2 separate regions of the Homo sapiens genome follow, and region 2 is linked to region 1. Evidence: read pairs that join two places in POLR2A ChIA-PET (ENCODE). Cell type or tissue: OCI-LY7. All regions are shown on one strand. Each heading gives the region's core, and the rest is flanking DNA. Links, peaks and the distances in the headings are about the cores only. Region 1 has its middle 30 kb from the start of CDR2-DT. Region 2 has its middle 34 kb from the start of METTL9.

Region 1 (4,394 bases), core at 170-4,169:
GATGTCTGTGTGATTAATTTCCCTGGCACTTCCTGTCCTTTAGAATCTATTAATAATTTAAGCAGATTAAATGAGTTTAGTCATTTGGAATGAGGAAGAAGCATAAAAATCATTTTTAAAATTCCCAAGTGAAAGTAGTTATTTCACTTTTAAAAGAGAATTATATATTCATAGATATATAATATTTGGGAGGATAGAAGGGTATGCCTAATATAGCTTTACTTTTATAGTATATCATTTCCTTTTATCTTCTTGCAAATCAAATGTCAACTTTCATTTTATTCTTTTTTAACAAAAGCTGTGCCTCCTAGTTGTAAAATTTTCATATGTGTTTTAACATTTTTTCTAGGGTTATCGTGTGAGCTTCGGTTTCCTTGTTTACCCTGCCACTAGCTGACATGGTTGATGCAGATTTACTAAAGTTTAATCAGCAGTAAGTATACTTTTTCAAATGTTAGCTACAAAAATATCACATGTAGGCAGGACCTATCAGAGTCTCCATATCTCAGTTATATTGCCACTACAAATCACATATCTGAAAGACAATCATAAGAGGCATTGCTAGGAACCAGGGGACAGAATATAATCAGATATATTCATGCTTGTTTGCCCTGGGCAACTTTTCCCCATTTCTAAAACGACATCACAGTTTTTCATTTCTCAGGTTCACACAGCCAATATTACAACAGGGTTAAATATCAGAAAGCAAAGTGAAATCTCAGTTAGCTGTATGTTCTACATATGGCAATATGCTTTATTACATGGGACGATTAGGTAAAATGACCTTTACTCTGTGACATTGCAAGAATTAAAATTAAAAATCAAGGTCCATCTTATCCTTTCTTAGCTGAAAAAGCCTAAGCTGATGATGAGAGGTTCTGTTCTTTGGTATGATTGTAAGCACTTTAGATCAGCTATAAAGTGTATTTGATTGGCAAATATTTTCTCATACGTGTCCTATTTTGCAGATTAGAGAGAAATGTATTATTTTAAGACAGAGGCACATTGTTTTTTTTTTTTTTTTTAGATGGAGTCTTGCTCTGTCGCCCAGGCTGGAGTACAGTGGTGCAATCTTGGCTCACTGCCACCTCTGCCTCCCAGGTTCAAGCGATTGAGTAGCTGGGATTACAGGCACGTGCTACCACGCCTGGCTAATTTTTTTGTATTTTTAGTAGAGACGGGGTTTCATCATGTTGGTCAGGCTGGTCTCAAACTCCTGACCTGATGATCCACCCACCTTGGCCTCCCAAAGTGCTGGGATTACAGGCATGAGCTACTGCGCCCGGCCAGACAGAGGCACATTCTTTATTAGTTCTGTCAAAACATTTATGCTGCAAAACCTCTTTTGTTTGTTTGTTTGTTTTCAAGACAGGGTCTTGCTCTGTTGCTCAGGCTGAAGTGTGGTGGTGTGATCATAGCTCATTTCAGCCTCAAACTCCTGGGCTCAGGAGATCCTGCTGCCTCAGTCTCCTGAGTAGCTAGGACTATATAGGTGCACACTACCAGGCCCAGCTAATTTTTAAATATATATATGTTGTAGAGATGAGGATCTCGCTATGTTGCCAAAGCTAGTCCTGAACTCCTGGTCTCAATCGATCCTTCTGCTTGGCCTCCCAAAAGTGCTGGGATTATGGATGTGAACCACTTTTATTTTTAATGCAAATAATAAAATAGGGCGCCCAGCCCCCTCTTTTATTTTTAATGCAAATTAAATTGAGGAAAGATTTGCCAGCTACCTGGATTTCTCTAATTCCTTTCCTGTTGCAGAGTTTTGTTGCTAAGTTCATATTTGGGGTGATAGGCAAGGTGGTGAGCTCCTTACAGTCCAGGGCGCTATCTTCACTTTTGTCTCCTTTGTACCTGGAAAACTGACTGGCTCAAAACTCCTTCTGTTGAATGAATACATAAACAAGCAACAACTTCAGTAAACATTTTTCACCTTTCAAATTCCTTTTGAATTAGATAGGTTACAAATAAATAAAATGTCTTGAACAGTGAGAAAGGGAAAGGCATTAACATTTACCAAATGCCAATGTCCAAATGAGCTTGTATGACTGTTTGCTCATTCAGGTCTTGCAGCAGCCTTGAGTGGTAGACATTATGGACTTGACAAATATTTATCGATTTATTCTTTTGTGTCAGGCAATGTGGTAAATGCTGAGGATTCAATACAGTGGGTCTTGTAATGAACTCTCCAAGTTATCTGATGCTCTTCCTTCTCTCTAAAACAGGGGTCTCCAACCCCTAGGCTACAGGCCAGTACCGGTCTGTAATAATATTAGAAATAAAGTGCATAATAAATGTAATGCACTTGAATCATCTCAAAACCAACCCCCCTGGTCCGTGGAAAAATTGTCTTCCATGAAACTGGTCCCTGGTGCCAAAATGGTTGGAGACCATGGCTCTAAAATGTACTTATTCACATGTGCGCAGTAGGTTTGTGACCAAATGGCTACTCTTGAGGACACCTGTACTTTTCTACTCCCATGATTCAGTGTATCATTACCAAGGGTCAGTGTTTTTTAATTCAAATCTCTTAATGTCAGACGTACTTGTTACTGCAATTGCAAAATTTAATTGTACTTATATTTTATAAACAGGAAATATATACGTGAAATGAAAGTTACTTTTATGAAAATTAAGTTGAATGCTTTAGGAAGACTCGATATTGAGTTGTAGGGTCAAGCATTGTGGCTCACGCCTGTAATCCCAGCACTTTGAGAGGCTGAGACAGGAGGATTGCTCAAGGCCAGAAGTTTGAGACCAGCCTAGGCAACATACAAAAGAAGAAGGAGAAGGAGAAGAGAAAAAAATTGAGTTGTAAACAATTACTATCACGTTTGATACAGTGGAAACTAAATGTTTTGAGGGGAAAGTCAAAGAAGTCTAAAGATATTTTGTACTGAGTTTGCTTCATAAGTGACTTGAGGTTCTCTTTATAATTGACAGTAGAAACTGTCTATCATGTAATATGGATCCTGTTTATACAAGAAAGATGGCACAGCACTTTCTTTTTTTTTTCTTTTTTTTTTTTTTTTTTGAGATGGAGTCTTGCTCTGTGGCCCAGGCTGGAGTGCAGTGGCACGATCTCTGCTCACCGCAAGCTCCGCCTCCTGGGTTCACACCATTCTCCTGCCTCAGCCTCCCAAGTAGCTGGGACTACAGGTGCCCGCCACCATGCCCGGCTAATTTTTTGTATTTTTAGTAGAGACGGGGTTTCACCATGTTAGCCAGGATGTTCTCGATCTCCTGACCTCGTGATCCACCCGCCTCAGCCTCCCAAAGTGCTGGGATTACAGGCGTGAGCCACCGCGCCCAGCCGGCCCAGCACTTTCATCAGTGGACATATACTCAGCGAAAAACCCAAAGAAAAGATTTATGAATGAGTATAGTTAAGTTAAAATGGAATGGTTACTGTCTCTTCTTTTAAAAATGATTTTTTTGCTTGAGCCAACTGTCTCACTAATCATGTCAGAGAAGACAAAAACCAGTGAGCAAAACCGGACATAGCCTCTGTCCTTGTGGTACTTATAGTCTAGTTGGGGAGATAGACAGCAATTGTATTGTCAGACAATCAAAGTTATCCCCATTTTCAAGAAACTAAGACCTTGCAGAAATTAATGTTCCCAATGTTCTGGTTAATGTAACCAGCAGACTGAAGAACAGACAATCAAACCCAAGCTCTTACCATCAAATTAAATTTCCTCTAATTCTCAGACCTTGCCTCTCTTTTATTTTTTTCCCTCCCTTTCTTCTTTTTTCTCCTTCCTGTTTTCTTTTTTCTCTTCCTGAGTTGCAAGGTTTCCATCATTAGTTGATATGTGACAAGATTTCAGTTTATTCAGTCAATGCACTTGATTTATTTTATGTGACCTGATTATTTAAAAAAGTTATATGGAGGATTCTTATCAGGAATACATTAAAGTAGTCCTTAATAAAACTTGGTCAAAAAAACTTAGGCATGAATCCCAGTTTTACCATTTACTAGCTGTGTGACTGTGGATGAGTTAATCTGCTTTCCCATCTCTAAAACAGAGCTGGTAATATCTCACTCATGGGATTGTCATGGGATTTAGATGAAGTAATAAGAGCCCATAACAGAGTACAGGGCACAAATAGCGTTCACTGCATAGGCCTGTAAGAGGTGAGCTGTGTCTTCCCTTTGGATCTTAGTTTCTTCATCTAAGAGTTAGGTTCTGCTAGGTATGGTGTCTCACACCTATAATCCCAACACTTTGGGAGGCCAGGGTGGGAGGATCGTTTGAGTCCAGGAGATCGAGACCAGCCTGGGAAACGTAGAGAGACCCCATCCCGCCCAAAAATACAAAAATTAGCCAGGCATGGTGGTGCATGCCAGCAGTCCCAGCTGAGGCTGAGGTGGGAGGATCGCTTGG
Region 2 (4,394 bases), core at 282-4,281, 840 kb before region 1:
TGTGTTCTTGTAGTCCTAGCTGTTTGGGAGGCTGAGATGGAAGGCTCACTTGAGTCTGGGAGATTGAGGCTACAGTGAGCTATGATTGGTCTACTGCACTCTAGCCTGGGTGACAGAGCAAGGCCCTCTTAATAAATAAATATATAAATAGCTACCCAACCTGTACTATGATATTTTGTTATGGCAGCCCAAGCTAAGACATAGAGCCAGGCAAATAGTAAGCCTTCGATGCATCTCACACCATTATTCTTAAAAGGGACATGTCAGGCTGAGCCCAGAAAGGAGAAATTCCCTCTCTATTCTTGAAGTAGCAACAGTTTATAGGGACTCAAGTTTTCTTTTCACGAATTCGAAAGAAACTATACGGACACATTCACCTTACTGAGGTTTCTCTGGCCTTGTCCATTCTGAGCTCCTGTTTTTTCTGCAGAGGTGCTCATTGATACTGACTTGGTGATCTTGAAAGGATTCTCTGTATTTCTCTTTTTTTAAATAGAGATAGGGTCAGTCTTGCCATGTTTACCAGGCTGGTCTGAAACTCTTGGCCTCAAGTGATCCACCTGCCTCAGCCTCCCAAAGTGTTGGGATTACAGGTATGGACCACTGCGCTGGGCCAGGGTTGTCTGTTTTTATATGAATGACCATAAAGTTATTTCACTGATGCCATCAGGAAGCAACCTTATTAATTTTATGTATTTTTGAGCTGATGTTGATAGCAGAAGAGTGGAAAGGAGTCAGACTTTGCTTTAGTCTCGTGATGTAGAAGATCCTAAAGATAGGATTCAAGGTGAGAGTATGATCATTTATATGGCCCTCTTCACCTCACAGAGCTGAATTTACCAATAATTTGGCAGGTATAAGCTAGGAAAATGAAGTAAAAGGGTCCAGACAGTAATATTTTAGAATTCTGTTACCTGCGGGTGGATACTTTCTTCTTTTGAGAATAGAAGATTAGGCTGGGTGCAGTGGCTCATGCCTGTAATCCCAGCACCTTAGAAGGCTGAGGCAGGCAGATCACTTGAGTCTAGGAGTTTGAGACCAGCCTGGGCATCATAGCAAGACCCCGTCTCTACTAAAAATACAAAAAAAAAAAAGTAGCTGGCTGTGGTGGTGTGTGCCTGTAATACCAACTACTCAGGAGGCTGAGGTAAGAGAATCACTTGAACCCAGGAGGTGGAGGTTGCAGTGAGCCAAGATTGTGCCACTGCACTCCAGCCTGAGTGACAGAGCAAGACTCTGTCAGAAAAAAGAAAGAAAAGAGAGAGAGAGAAAGGAAGAGGGGAAGGGAAGGAAGGGAAGGAAGGAAGAGAGAGAGGAAGGAAGGAAGAGAGAGAGAGGAAGGAAGGAAGGAAAAGGAAGGAAGGAAGGGAACAGAAGATTAGTTGAGCATAGTGGCTCAGTGCCTGTAATCCCAGCACTTTGGGAGGCCGAGGTAGGCAGATCATTTGAGCCTAGGAGTTCAAGACCAGCCTGGGAAACATGGCAAAATCCCATCTCTACAAAAAATAGAAAAATTAGCTGGGCATTGTGGCATGCATCTGTAGTCCCAGCTACTTGTGGGGCTGATGCAGGAGGGTCACTTGAGCCCAGGAGGCAGAGGTTGCAGTGAAGTATGATTATGCCACTGCACTCCAGCCTAGGTGGCAGAGTGAGACTCTGTCTCAAAAAAAAAAAAAAAAAAAAGAAGATTGTGAGCAAAAATTGAATGCAATTTTTTTCATAAGCAGAGGTGTAATGGTTATTATTACAAAAGATGATATTAAATTTATTTATGTATTATCTCTTTGCCTCCACCAGAATGTAAGCTTTGTTGAAGGCAAGGATCATTGTTGATTTATTTACTCTGTATCCCAGGCATCTAAAACAGTAAGTGTGCAATAAATATTTGTTGAATGAATCAAAGCATAAGCAAGGCTTCAGATTCATTTTTCTATCAGAGATTCATTTAAAAATGTTAAGGAAATGAGAGGTGAAGACATCCTAAAGGCATAATACTCAAAGTAGTCAGTAGGTTCATTGATAACCCAGAGGAAAATATATAATATTATAGAGGAAAAGAAATTCTCTGAAATCATGGCATCTCTCCTAGCTTGGGATAACATTTTAGCAGAAAGACCGAAGAACTCTTCCAAGAAACATCAAGCAATTAAATGAAGTAGTAGAAAAATCACCAGTACTTTAAAGTAGATGAAGCCATTAAAATAGTTGCAGCTTCAGTAATCACCATGTAAGCCTGTAAGTGGTGGGTCTTAGACCACAACATGGTAGTTATCAAATTGCTTTATTCATCGAAATGTTCATTCTCCTGGCTGCCCTTGAACTTCCAGCCTAAGGCTTTCTCTCTGCAGGGTTGTCAGCATGCTCATGCAAGGCTTTGCCTCTGCAGATTATCAGAGGTGTACTCCATGCCCCTCTCACCATGAAAAAAGGGAGAAAAAGACAATTTCGTCTCAGAGATAGAAAATCTCCCAGAGAGAACCCCTGGCAGCTGGAATCCATTTTTTTCCCCCTGAAGCTGGAATCTGTTATAACTACAGAACACTGAAGGATAATGAGGTTCTGCTGCTAAGCAAATGCTGGGACAAAAAGCACAGAGGTGCTGCAGCCAGGCAGAGACTGGGCTTTTCATGAAACCCTGTGTCTCTGAGCACATATTGCAATAATTCTCTGACTAGCTGCTCAAGGCCTTGGCTTCGTGGCTTTTTACTCCGTTTAAAGGTCTTGATCAGGCCACTTCCGTTTTTAATGTTTGAGAAATGTCTGATTTATGCTGCTTCAAAGTGGAACTTGGGTTTCTATTACCTTTTTGGCACCTTGCACCCATTGTTGGCCTAATTCTGCTGTCTCGTCTATCTTGTGGTTCCTATCAGTAAACAAAGTCCAGGAGAGGCGTCATGCTTGTGAACACCTCCAACATCAAGTTCAAAAGTACAATCATGACCTTGTCCTGTCGTTCTCAGAATCTGGGCTCAGCTATTTCAAACCTCCCATGTCTTCACTGGTAGTGGTCAATTAGAAATCACTGAATCCTTTCCCTAGAGTGGTCAGAGACAGCCAGTTTATGGTAATTTGGGCACAAGTGCCAATTGGAAAGGTGCATTATTCAAACCACTTTGGCTACAAGTGACAGAAATTCAATGCAGGTTAGCTTAAATAAAAAAGGAATTCGGGCTGGGAACAGTGGCTCATGCCTATAATCCCAGCATTTTGGGAGGCCGAGGCGGGTGGATCACCTAAGGTCAGAAGTTCTAAACCAGCCCGGGCAACACGGTGAAACCCTGCCTGTACTATAAATACAAAAAATTAGCCAGGCATGGTAGTGCACGCCTGTAGTCCCAGCTACTCTGGAGGCTGAGGCAGAAGAATCACTTGAACCCGGGAGGTGGAAGTTGCAGTGAGCCAAGATCACGCCACTGTACTCCAGCCTGGGCGACAGTGAGACTCTGTCTCAAAAAAAAAGAAAAAAAGAAAAAAAAGGGAATTTATTGGCTTCTGTAGCTGAAAAGTCAGGCAGATTTGGATCTCAAATTATGTCATTAACTAGTTTCTCTGACTTACCCTCTGCGTTGTGTATAAGCTTTTCATCGCATGGCAGCAAGATACCTCCATGTTCACATAGGGCTAACAGCCCAAGATGGTGAGGAAACATGCACTTTTGTTCCAGTAGCACAGAAAAAGTCCCCAGGTGGACGCTAATGGGCACTGTATGAGTCAAGTGCTCATGGCTGAGGCAGTAGTTGTACCTTGACACATGAAGTCCTCTGACCAGATCTGGGCATGTACCTGACCTTGGGGATGGAAGTGAGGCAGTCCAGCTCCACCAACTCGTAAGGACTGAGACAGTTTACTAGGGAAGAGGGGAAAGCGTGTTTCTTACAGGAAGAAATGCGGGCAGACAAAACACCATATACCCCTTAAATTAGGTTTTCCACAGATAATTGAGGTGGAGCAGAAGGGTAACCACATTTTGACAGCATCATCAGTATGTGGTGAGTGGCCCAGCATTTGACCCTGGCCTCTGTGGTCATCTCAGAGCCCAGAAAGTAGCAGCAGAAGAGCAGAGCATGGGTAGGTAACCATCAGTTCTTGGATAACTGAAGGGTGATCTTGAGGAGCAGTGAGTCTGTGGGATGGCCATGCCTAACAAATGTCATCCAGTTCAGAGCACCAAGGACATTCCCAGCTATGGCTTTTATCTTTTATCTTCTTCTTCTTCTGGTTTTGCTCTGTCACCCAGGCTGGAGTGTAGTGGCATGATCTCGGCTCACTGCAACCTCTGCCTCCCAGGTTCAAGCAATCCTCCCACCTCAGCCCCCTGCGTAGCTGGGACTGCAGCTGAGCGCCACTACACCCAGCTAATTTTTGTATGTTTTGTAGAGATGGGGTTTCACCAT

What was found. Peaks named below come from ENCODE experiments on the same cell type or tissue, not always from the same donor. Only the 100,000 strongest peaks of a DNase experiment are listed, where the experiment ranks them.
Region 2: POLR2A ChIA-PET joins it to region 1 with 13 read pairs; 2 of 35 experiments call an interaction of 5 or more read pairs at or near these places.

Annotation. Positions count from the first base shown.
Region 1 is chr16:22,402,343-22,406,736 of GRCh38, forward strand. It overlaps the pseudogene SLC68A2P. Among named protein-coding and RNA genes, the nearest start is that of CDR2-DT, 30 kb to the left of the region's middle. In OCI-LY7, for the core only: no CTCF peak of the experiment used is centred there; no DNase peak of the experiment used is centred there.
Region 2 is chr16:21,563,278-21,567,671 of GRCh38, forward strand. No RefSeq gene overlaps it. Among named protein-coding and RNA genes, the nearest start is that of METTL9, 34 kb to the right of the region's middle. In OCI-LY7, for the core only: no CTCF peak of the experiment used is centred there; a DNase peak (open chromatin) is centred at 2,714.